Linked DNA regions of Homo sapiens: regions 2, 3 and 4 are each linked to region 1. The links are chromatin contacts, found by Hi-C or POLR2A ChIA-PET in ENCODE. All regions are on one chromosome and are shown on one strand. The core of a region is the stretch at or near the end of the contact, and the rest is flanking DNA. Distances in the headings are between cores, read along the strand shown. Region 1 holds the start of ACVR2A (activin A receptor type 2A). Region 2 holds the start of KYNU (kynureninase). Region 3 holds the start of ZEB2-AS1 (ZEB2 antisense RNA 1). Region 4 holds the start of QTMAN (queuosine-tRNA mannosyltransferase).

Region 1 (2,700 bases), core at 11-2,510:
TTCCAAGAGTCCCCCGTAATTCTATGCCACAAGCTTGTAACTGAATATTAAATTTTACAATAAATAGATCCAATGAGACTTATTTAAAATGTTTCATCTATTGAACTAACTCTCCTGTTATGTACATCTGCACACCTTTCAGCTAGATGCTGTATTTATTTATAGAATTTCAAATACAAAAGACTAGATAGTTTTTCCAACCACTGGTTGCAACCATAGAACGTCCTCACAAAATCAAAATTTCCAATATAAAATGGCCCGTTTATTCCCCCAACCTTGAGCTAAAACCTATTTTATGAGTGTACTATATTTAACAAAAACAATTTCACATGGGTTGTTCTAAACCGAAAACAATGCTTCAATACAAAGCGTTTAAAATAAGTATTCCGTAGGTAAGCAAAATCTATGCCCCAAAAGAGCACACAAATGGTGGTTGAACGCCAGCACATTACCAATACCAAGCGGCATACCTCTTCTGCACTGGGTTATAGTTAATACTCCAACAACAACTACAACTATTTTTAACACTGCTGGACGCTGAAGTTGAAGAAAACGTGAGGGGAGACCCAGATTAAATTGCTGATAGGATGTATTGTTTCCCACAGCCAAAATTAAGCAGCAACTGGCTTGATCTATGTCGTGATATTCACCGGTGAAGCACTAATTAAACGATGACAAAAAGCAACCCTTGTTTTGGAGGAGCCCACACTAAATACTCCTTTCAGATCTCAACCTTTGCATAAATTGTCACTTGTGGTATTTGCGGCTTAATTGCAACCCAACCAGCGCTGTCATCCAGTGTTATGGCCACAAAACATGACTTTCTCACTTCCACAACAACACAGCACTCACTCTTATCAGCTCGCCGACCCAACTCAAAAAGAGAAAAATGCATGGAGGTTTCCAGATCACAATCAGACCTGGGGGCGGGGGGGGGGGGCGGTGGCAGCCGAGGGGCGCAGGGAGTGGGCAACCTCCCCAGGCTCCACTGGACTCTCCGACTCAACACCAGCCGCGGCCCCCAGCAGCGGCCGCCGCGGCCGCAGGAGCAGCCCCACCGCGCCGCGCTCCCTGCACCTACCTGAAGAACAGGAGATAAGAAAGACGGCAAACGCCAACTTTGCAGCAGCTCCCATTTTCCCGAGGCGCCGGGGAATCCGGAGGAAGTTCTCGCTAGATATCCAGTTCCCTGGGTCTTCCTCGGAGACAAACCTCCTGGTGTAAAATCAACCGTCATAAAACATATTCGGAAGCCCAGACCAAAAAAAAAAAAAAAAAAAAAAAAAAACGCTCACTGGGTTAAAAAAAAAAAAGAAAAAAAAGAGCACAACGATAAAAAATAAAATGCACCACGGGGGAAAAACCGCCACACACACGCACAACACACAAAACCAAACAACGAAAAGCCAACAACAACAAAAGCGGGTTTAAATCACTGTCAAAATCACTGTCAGCTCCGCTCGCCTCTCCCGTCTCTCGGAACAAAACGCCAGGCTGAGGCGACGAAGAGGCGGCGGCGGCAGCGGCGTCCGCTGCCGCCCGGACAGTCTGGGAACTGACTGGGTCCGATGTCCGGACCGACCTTCAACCCAGACACCTAAAGTCCGAGGACCACTGGCGGCCGAGCTCGCGGCGGTGGCGGCGAGGCGGCTGCGGCGCGGGGAAGGGGCGGCGGGCGGCAGCGGCGGCGGCGGTGCAGGCGGCGGCCAAGTTCTGGTCCAGGCTCTGGCTCCAGCTCCGGGCTCCGGGCTCGGCCGCGTTTTCGGTCTCCTGGCCTCCGCCGGGCTCCGCCCCCCAAACTTCCGGTTCCGGCCCGAAGCTGGAAGCCAGGCGCAGCGGAGGAACGCTCGGCGGCAGCGGCGGCGGCGGCGGCGGCGGCAGCGGCGGCCGGGCGCAGCGCGCGTGCCGGGCCGGGAGCGCGAGGAGATTGTCGGGGAAGCGAGGCGGGAGCGGGGGAGGGGTGAGAGAGCGAGGGCGGGGCGGAGTGGAGGGCGAGGAGGCGGGGCGGACGGAGGCTCGATACCGCGAGGCCTCGGCGTCCGGCCTGCTTGGGCTAGAGATACCGCGACAAAGGGGCGCGGGCGCCTCAAAGTCCCTAAGCTGTGGCTGGGCTGTGGCCGGGCGAGTAGATGCGGGCTAGGCCGGGCACGACCCGTTTCCAAATCGCGTCCGACGGGCCTGTCTGGAGCGCCCACCCAAAGGGTCAGGAGAAGCCCAAGAGGAAGAGGACCCCGAGGTGGGGCGAGTGGCCAGGGACTTCTCCAAGGGGCGTCTGCGGCGCCCAGTCTTTCCTCTGGGGGGACGCCTCGTCCGCTCTGATACCGAGGAGTCGGTGGAAGGCGGACGTGGGAGCTGTTTCGCCGCGCCCGCCGAGCTGCCCAGGCGAGCTCGCGACGCGCGAGCTGGTGTGTGCGCCCCCAGACTTAGCACTGCGTCCCACCGCTGCAGCTTCTGCACACGCGTGCTGTCTTGGTGACTAGAAAAGAAAAAGAAAAAACTCACGGAGGAAGGGCTGTCCACCCGCTCAGGATATTCACGCCATTTATCACGATGCGCAACTTGAATCCATTCCCGCCGTTCCTTTTACACACAAAGCATTGTGTTGAAAACTGTTTTGCACGTAATAGGTGCGCAAATACTTGTTTACTGCGCTTTGAAGAAAAAAATGAGGATTTCGAACGACATATTTGATGATCAGAC
Region 2 (2,700 bases), core at 64-2,563, 5.0 Mb after region 1:
GGGACATACATACCATATGGTCTCAGACAAATCACCTAACTGCTCTGTATGTCAATGTTATTTAAAGTTAAATTTTACTTTCTTCAAAGGATTATGGTTAAGCTCAAATGACATTAGGTCCTTTATAAAAAGATAAAAGATAGTTTGTAATATTTTTTTAAATTATCAATACCTTCTGATGGACAGCATCAATGTGCCTTCGATTTAGGTTTGGAAATTGTGCTTTCACAATTTTATTTAGACAGCTACAACTTTAAAGTAAAAAGCTTGTATAATAATTAAAAACTGATTGATTTTAACGAAATCACAGAATTCAGAATCTCCTAGTCACCCACTGATTTAGGGCTAAATAGTTAAATAAATGACTGAGTGTCTGGTAGTTAATCTTTACACAGTTTCACATTCATGCCTGAAATAAGCAAATTGTACATAGGAGTTCAAAGTTTAGAACCTGACTTAAAAATATGTTGAGAAAGCGTGTAGTTTTTCATTAGTAAAGAAAAAAGGAAAAACAATATGCATATTGAGCAAGATTCTTTAAGCATATCATTGAGAAATGGGTAACATTACTCTGCTACGAGTGTATATTTCATATCTAGGATATGAATTACTTGCTGAACACGTTAAGAAAATCAATACATTTGCTTCAGTGTTACTACTAAATAACACCCCACTGGCCTCAAAATAAAAGCAGAAAGGAAAAAAGAAAATCTAGTATATTTTTAAAAAGTGTATCAACTTTCTTTTCTTAGGTTTCATAAAATGAAAGGGGAAGAAACTCTGTTCAAGAGTAGGCATTTTCACTTCTCTAAATAAATATTTAATATGACTACTAGCAGCATAAGACAATTAAAGTTACCAGAAAACAGAGGACTTAAAATCTGTTTAAGAATATCTTTCCCTCGTCTGGAGTTTGACCTAATCTTACCGCTTAAACTCAAATAAGAACAGGACTAACTTTGGTTTGTCAAATGTAACCATATTCAGTGCACTATGTTCATCAGTTCTTTTCTATTACATTAGTAAAGATCTTTTCATTTAACCCATTTCTAAAGGTGGGGCCTTTAGGAAGGTCATACCATTTTTATTTACAAAAAGAATATATATAAAAAAAGAAGAGAGTAGCAGAAAAAAACCTCTAAAACACTATGACAAGGATTCTAGCTGACAGAAGTTTCATTTGGAAAAAACATGGAGTAAACATTAGGGTAGAGAGTTTTTATCAGCGCCTCAAGCTTACCAGCTAGGATCCCAATGGAGTGTTTGGCTCCCAGAATCTCTCCAAGAACCTCTCAAGAATTCCTTGAAAATGTACAGGCCAGATCTTAGGGTGAGAAATTCAAAGAACTGCTCAGACTCCACCCAGTGGAGAATTTATAAATATTTTACTTTACTTCCTCTCCCCTAACCAATCGGTAATCTCCAGCCACTGTCAGAAATTTAAGCAACATGTGCTCCTGCCCACCATTTCAAATGCCAGAGCCTCCAGTGAGGGCTTCTTTCCAGAGGCAACTTTGCTCTTTAAACTCAGGTAAACACACACTTGTCCTTTAACTATATAAATCTCTGACCCCTGAACTGATGAGTTGGTCTTAGAGCTAAATTCCAAATTTTGCCTTTCTTCTTCACTTTGAGCTCTGGATTTTTGAGACAATACCCTCCTTCAAATACACTGAGGATTTTCAGTCTGATGGTTGAATCTATGACATTTAATGGGTAAACTTTTTAGTCAAAAGTTTAAAATAGGCTCTCAATTCCAGAATACACTCTATTGCCTAATATGTGAGTTTTCAAAAACTCCTAGGTAATAAATCTGGACAGTTAACAAGACAATGAAGGAAGAAAGATCTGAAGATTCAAGTGGAAACTAGCCTGGCAAACTTCATTAATGCAAATTATTCATTTAAGTCTGTGAATTGTCTTTTGTTCTAGTCTGACTACCTCTTTAGGCTTATTCCTGAGCTTGGGTCTTTTGATGAATATCCTTGTAGTTATAAAAACTAAGAGCAAAGACTTTCGATATTAGGACTAGGGATGAAGAATGTGCTTGAATAATTGAATGACTTATGCACACCTATGCTTTATTTAGTAACCCACAACAAATCAAGTAAAGTGTCATTTAATCATTTCTATCAAGTGTTCATTGTATAACCCTGAGCAATTCACTTAACCCTTGTGGAGGCTCAGTCTCCTATTTATCAAATGAACTTAATAATACCTTCCTCCCAAGATTACTGAAACGATAAAACCATGCAGGTTGAAGGCCATAGATACCATGACACTCAAGTCAAAAGTGACATATTGTCTTTTTTTTAATCTTAAGTAACCAGACAAAAAGTACTACTCTCCAGTTTCCAAGAGAGGGAGATAAAGTGCATGAAATTGCTTTAATACGAGTAATTGACCAGTGAAAATAAAATATATTTCACTTCATTGATCCTATCCTTACAATAATCCTATAAAGTAAGTAGACTACCAATTGATTAACTTAGAATAGTAAAAGTTTGAATCCATTCAGGAAATTTCAGAAGGTGTACTTTTTTTGCATCTATTCTGTGTATGCCTCATGCTGTAAAAACTTTGGAAGATTACCAGGCTCTAATATATGGGGAGCGAACCAGAGGGCGGATCTGTGTCATTTTTGTGTCACTCTTTTAAAGACTGACTATAGATTTAGAGAGCTAGATATGGACATTAAGG
Region 3 (2,700 bases), core at 80-2,579, 3.3 Mb after region 1:
GAGGTGTAGAGAGATTCAGAGATCGGCCAACCGAGTGTTCTATTTTAATTTACTTAGAGACCCTTTATTAAAATGCCAAACTACTTTTTAATATTGGGATCCAGTCCAGAAATTCATCATGCACACACCCTAATACACATGCCCTAAGATGCAGCTCCCATGCAGCATTTTTTTTTCTGGCTCTGGTACCTAAAAAGAAAAAAATAACAATAAGAGAAAGGGCAGAGAACTTTGTTCCAGAAGCTGTACTGAGATACCTACACAATTTGATGTGCATCTCAAATCTGGTCATTAGAGATATCTGTATAAGAAGAGACTATCTGGATTGAGGACCCGGGATCTTTCCCTTTAACTTTCGCCCCTTGGAGTTCTCCAGTTCTGTGAATGGTGTGCACCGTTTTCCGCCCTGTACTCTGTAGGATTTAGTGATGAGGATAATGATGCCAAAGGCTTGACGGGCGGGGAGGGGGGGGTGGAGGGGGGGAGAAGGGAGGGAGGGGGGAGGGAGGCGAAGGCGAAAGGGAGGGAGAGGAGGAAGGGAGGGAGGTGGAATTTCATTTCTTCCACTAAAGCGTTTGCGGAGACTTCAAGGTATAATCTATCCCAGATCCTTTCCCAGAGAGAAACTTGGCGATCACGTTTTCACATGATGCTCACGCTCAGGGCGCTTCAATTATCCCTCCCCACAAAGATAGGTGGCGCGTGTTTCAGGGTCTCTCGTCTCTCTCCTACAGAAAAGAAAAAGAAAAAAATGTCATTAGAAGAGGCGTAACACGTCAGTCCGTCCCCAGGTTTGTGTTTCCTGGAGTGGCCGAAAGAGATCAGTTCTAACCTGCTCTGCAGGAATAACGGTCCTGCCTCCCGACACTCTTGGCGAGGTTTTTGTACAGTTTGCTCCGGGAGCTGTTTCTTCGCTTCCACCTTTTTCTCCCCCACACTTCGCGGCTTCTTCATGCTTTTTCTTCTCACCATTTCTGGCCAAAACTACAAACAAGACTTCGCAGGTAGGTTTTTTTTCCTCCCCTTTTCTCTCTTTTTATCCCTTTTTGGTGTGCTCGTCCTCCATCCTCCTTTTCTAATTTTCTCATTTTGAGTGGGGATGTGAGTCTGAAGTGAGAAGGGGTGTCCGTGGGTAGGAATTTCAGGTGGGTTTAGCTCCTTTATGGCAAGCTTTTCTCAAGAGTGGCTTCTTCGCTTTCTCTTACACTCACACTCTCTCTCCTTGCTTTTCTCTCCTTTTTCCCTCCCCCAAATAATTTCCCCTGTACCTGTTCATTCAGGTAACCAAAGGTGTCCTTTGCTATCCAGCCCAGGAAAAGTTTTATTGAGAATTATATGGCTGGAATAAAAACTCATCAAGGGGAGAGGTCCTGCTCTATTTTCGCATCTAGTTCCAATTCATTATATTCAGCAATTAGGACTTGGCAAATACCTGTTAATAATTACAAAACTTGGTCAGTTACAGACCTACAAATTCGGGGGCAAGTCTTTCTCTTAGACATGGCAGTTCATCCTCTCCCACCGAGAAGGCTGTTTTCTAAGCAGAAAGTTGTCTGTTTTTGTCTGCTTAGCGAGTTTCATTTCTTTATTTCATTCTTTGTGTGTGTATGTGTGTGAAGTAACACCTCACTTCTGTGATTATAAATAAAGAAGTGAAAGTCCTCATGGAACTTGAGTCGTTTACCAAAGTGGAGGGGGGGGCACTACAGCTGGGAAGAAAACTGCTGTCAGGATATCAGGGTTTTAAATTAGGATAACTTTTAAAATTGTATTTTTAGTGGCAAAGTAATATAGACATGGATTTAATAGAAGACACATACACACATATATCCCATTCCATACTTTGGCACTGAAAAGTCGAGAGAGAGATAGCAGGAGTTCCCAGGAACAGTGATGAGCCCGGCTAACATGAATGTGTTTATCTCCCACCTACTGATATATTTTACATGCTCCCCCTGTAATGATGAAGGCAAGATTACTAACTCCAGACTTAGGAGTAACAGGCAAAGATAAAGTTTACAGCACAAATGCCCTGTCTCTCTCTCTCACACACACACATGCCCATAAAACTAGCAACTTACTTTATTAAACATGTATTTATATGCAGTCGTGTGTCTCAGGATGAATATAGACAGGCCAGCTGTTTCATCCCAGACACTTGTGTGACCATTTCTTTATTTCAGGATTTCCCCTAACAATTTCAAATCAATAGGACAAGGAAAGAAATGATAAAATATGTCAAACTTAAAAGTCTCCTACTATGTATGCCTAGGTAAATTTAAGGTGCTTTCTAAAATATCCACTTCCCCTTCTCTCTGCCCCCCTCCCTTCACCCCTCTCAGCAAATGTGTGGAAACTGATACTCACTTTCCAGGTTTTCTGCAAAGCTTCTAGCACAGGAGACAATAGGTGTGGGGCGTGGGGACTGAGTGTGCCCGGCAGAGAAAGGGTTAATGGCCCTTGTGTTACAGTTTGCATCTGTTACATCTTTTATAGCCCCCTGTTTAAACTAATCCTCGAGGCACAGCATCTTCCCAACCTCCACCGAGTTTTCAGGATTCTCCTCCTCTCCTGCCTGCCTCCGAGGTCCCCCTTCTCCAAGTTTTGACAGTTTCAACTGAAAAAATGCAGCGCCTCTCTCGATTTTTAGGTACAAAAGTTTCGAAGCCAGAAAGGATACGATCATTTAGTAGAGCTTAA
Region 4 (2,700 bases), core at 170-2,669, 3.5 Mb after region 1:
CTTTCAAATGCTTACAATGCTGTTGTTCAATTCAACAATGGTTTTAAACTTTGAATGTCCACACAGAGCTGGATTTTGTTTGGAACGGAAGATAGTTTCGACGCTTCAATTTAAGGATAAGAATGTTTACTCACATAACTTAAAGCAACTTGTGGATATAAGTACAAAGACCTAATCGATTTCCTTTATTTTGGTATGTTTCCTAATTCATTTCCACATCACAGCCTAACTCTTCCGAGTTGCAGTTTTAAAAATGAAGTTACTTAATAAACCAGACATCCAGTTATATTTGCATGTTTTGCCTTCACCAGAGTCATTTAACCTACAACCTCCTTCCAGATACAAAAACCTTTACTTTAGAAAGGATCCTTTACTTCATAAAGGAATTTAACGAAGGGACACATTCCTCACTTTACAGTCAAGAACACCTGGGACTTCCTGGTACTCTTTCTACTATGTATTCTATAAATAAAAGAGCTAAAGTGAAATTAGGTCGCAGCGAAAAAACATCCAACATTTGTGAATTTTAAGCCCCAACAGAAAATCCCATTCCTTGAAATTCAAGTGGCAATGAGAATATTATTGCATAAGGAAAATATAGATGGAACTATGCAAGTCAAATGATGGTCTCCACTGCTGTCGCTTTGCTTTGTGATTTTTAATTACTCAATGTGACTCTCCTCGTGTAAATGGGACCGCGAATATGCAATTATTGAATACTCAAACTGCATCAGAAGTGTGTGGAGTAGTCAGAACCGAAAGGACGGGAAAAATGGAGATAAAGGAAAGCATGAGCCTTGCCAGGAGGGAATCGAGGAGGTCCAGAAGGAGGGATATTAAGAGGCATTGGCAAAGCAGCTGTGGAGGAGCTCCGGGCTGCAGAGCAGGTAGAGGTGTCGGCAAGGGAGCCAGGAACCCGCACAGGGGCCCTGAGGCTCTAGTAGGCCGGGGAGTGGACCAGGAAAGGAGATGCAACGGGCCGGCTGGAAAACTGCACGGGGAATCCGAGGTCGACCTAATGAACAGCACAGACCTTCCAGAAGGAAAGAGAAGGTGACTATGCGAGCTTAGAACAGGACTAGGAGGTTGGGGAAAGAGTACGAAAAAGCTGAAAGGGCGGACAGGGTGCTGACGAGATGGGAAAGGGCGCACAGGGAGGTGGGGAGCAGTGCGAGGCCGGGGGACAGTGGGCAGGTGCGAGGAGCCGAGCCCGCGGGCTGGGGCGGAGCGATTCGCGCGGGCGGGAGCGCCGCTGACTCAGGGACCTCGCGCCAGCGGAGTCCGGGCGGCGCAGAGAGGCGGAGCCTCGATTGCGCGGGCGGGCCGAGGGGCGGGACCAGCGCCTGACGCGCCCGGAGGCCGAGGCGGCCGCGGGCCGGGAGGGGCGGCGGCATCCGCGGCGGCCGCGGGGGAGGGGCACGGCGTCAGCGCGTCGCCGGCTGGGCCGCGCCGGTGGCCAGGAGGGAGAGACAAGGAGGAGGAGGAGGAGGAGGTGAGTAGGCTCCGGGCTGGGGAGCCGCGCGGGCCAGCGGGGAGGCGGGGAGCGCGGCCCCTCCCCTCCCCTCCCCGGCGCCCGCCTCGCGGGGCCGCGCTGCGCGGAGATCCCAGAGGGGCAGCAGCGGCGGCTGCGGCGCGGGGAGCCGGGGGCGGGGGGTGTGGGGGAGGCGGAGCTGAGAGCCGCGCGCTTCCCGGGCGCACGCGCTGCGCTCCCTGCGCCGCCGTCCGCACCGCGCTCGGAATGGGGCGTCACGCCGTGGCATTTTGTGCCTTCTGCAAACTGGTCGTGTTCGAATTGCGTTTTTTTGGTGCCTACATGTCGTGCGTGCTGGTTTTCTGCGGCCCGGCGCTCCGCTTCTTCCTCGCGCAGGCTGAGAGGACGGGTGGGGGCACGTCGCCCTCGCGCGGGAGAAGGGAGGCCGGGCGTCCGGGTTGGCCTGAGTTGGCTGGGGTGCTTCGCCGACCACCAGGCTGCCCGGCGCTTGGCCCCTTGCAGTGCGAGCCCCAGGCCTTCCTGACGGAAAGCTTCGCTTCTGGCTCCTAGTCGCCCTCAGTTACCAGACCTCCCCAGCGCCCCACTCCTCTCTGCCAGCCGAGTGTGAAGACCCTCACTGTGCCCCCCACCCCGGAATCCCTCGTCTGAGGATTAAGCACATAACTTCCCATTTTCATCGGGATCCAGACAATCCCATTCTGTCCAGGTGGAAAGATTCTCTGAATTTAAGTCTTGGGAATGCAGCAGCGAAATTTAACCTTTAGTCCCGAAGTAGTTTTTTTGCCTTCTCTCGCACATACAACTTTTAGAGTCTTCTGACAACTGTGCTGCTTTAGGTTATCTTGAGATTCTTAAGTTAATGCCTTGAGGCCGTGTGATGGGAGTTTCAAAGAGAAGGCTTTTACAGCTTTTCTTCCACCTGTATCGCAGTTTGAAATGGAAAACGTGAGTTGATGATGATTTTCCATACGAGATGGATTTCAGTTTGCAGCCCCGGCTGCCGTGGCTCACTTGGTTATTTGGTGCCTACCCCTGAAGTTGATTTTAAAGCTTAAAATAGTGGTTAGGTAAAGGAGCTGCTGAAAAAGAAGTTCAGTACAATTCAATAGAGCCATTCTATTGGCTTCTATTAACGTGTTTAACCTTAAGCTTTAACCATGACAGGAGTTTCATGTAGGAACCCACATACCAAGTGAAATATTGAATTT

The links. A loop is a pair of places that touch in the nucleus more often than their neighbours do. ChIA-PET counts read pairs that join two places held with the same protein, here RNA polymerase II (POLR2A). Pooled maps may share reads with other maps.
Region 2: a pooled map shows a loop between it and region 1 (4-fold over the local background). The contact joins the promoter of KYNU here to the promoter of ACVR2A in region 1. A Hi-C loop is called at or near these places in 4 of 50 pooled maps.
Region 3: a loop to region 1 is called in a map of naive thymus-derived CD4-positive, alpha-beta T cell, with 20 times the contacts of the local background. The contact joins the promoter of ZEB2-AS1 here to the promoter of ACVR2A in region 1. A Hi-C loop is called at or near these places in 1 of 168 maps with a recorded cell type or tissue (naive thymus-derived CD4-positive, alpha-beta T cell) and 6 of 50 pooled maps. POLR2A ChIA-PET finds 5 or more read pairs at or near these places in 1 of 52 experiments (HEK293T).
Region 4: a loop to region 1 is called in a map of CD4-positive, alpha-beta T cell, with 6 times the contacts of the local background. The contact joins the promoter of QTMAN here to the promoter of ACVR2A in region 1. A Hi-C loop is called at or near these places in 3 of 168 maps with a recorded cell type or tissue (CD4-positive, alpha-beta T cell, CD4-positive, alpha-beta memory T cell and naive thymus-derived CD4-positive, alpha-beta T cell) and 8 of 50 pooled maps. POLR2A ChIA-PET finds 5 or more read pairs at or near these places in 1 of 52 experiments (activated CD4-positive, alpha-beta memory T cell).

What each region holds. Positions count from the first base shown.
Region 1 is chr2:147,843,589-147,846,288 of GRCh38, reverse strand. ACVR2A (activin A receptor type 2A) reads right to left here and starts at 1,260. Exons shown (of 11, transcript NM_001616.5): 1 at 1,082-1,260. The coding sequence starts at 1,136. RefSeq lists silencers at 819-898, 1,654-1,763, 1,844-2,033 and an enhancer at 2,160-2,700.
Region 2 is chr2:142,876,277-142,878,976 of GRCh38, reverse strand. It overlaps KYNU (kynureninase), which reads right to left and starts at 1,313. Exons shown (of 14, transcript NM_003937.3): 1 at 1,241-1,313.
Region 3 is chr2:144,518,243-144,520,942 of GRCh38, reverse strand. It overlaps ZEB2-AS1 (ZEB2 antisense RNA 1), which reads right to left and starts at 1,329. Exons shown (of 4, transcript NR_040248.2): 1 at 1,269-1,329; 2 at 833-984; 3 at 658-728; 4 at 44-189. ZEB2 (zinc finger E-box binding homeobox 2) reads left to right here and starts at 824. Exons shown (of 10, transcript NM_014795.4): 1 at 824-1,004.
Region 4 is chr2:144,331,231-144,333,930 of GRCh38, reverse strand. It overlaps QTMAN (queuosine-tRNA mannosyltransferase), which reads left to right and starts at 1,419. Exons shown (of 12, transcript NM_001376312.2): 1 at 1,419-1,492. RefSeq lists an enhancer at 786-1,363 and a silencer at 1,145-1,744.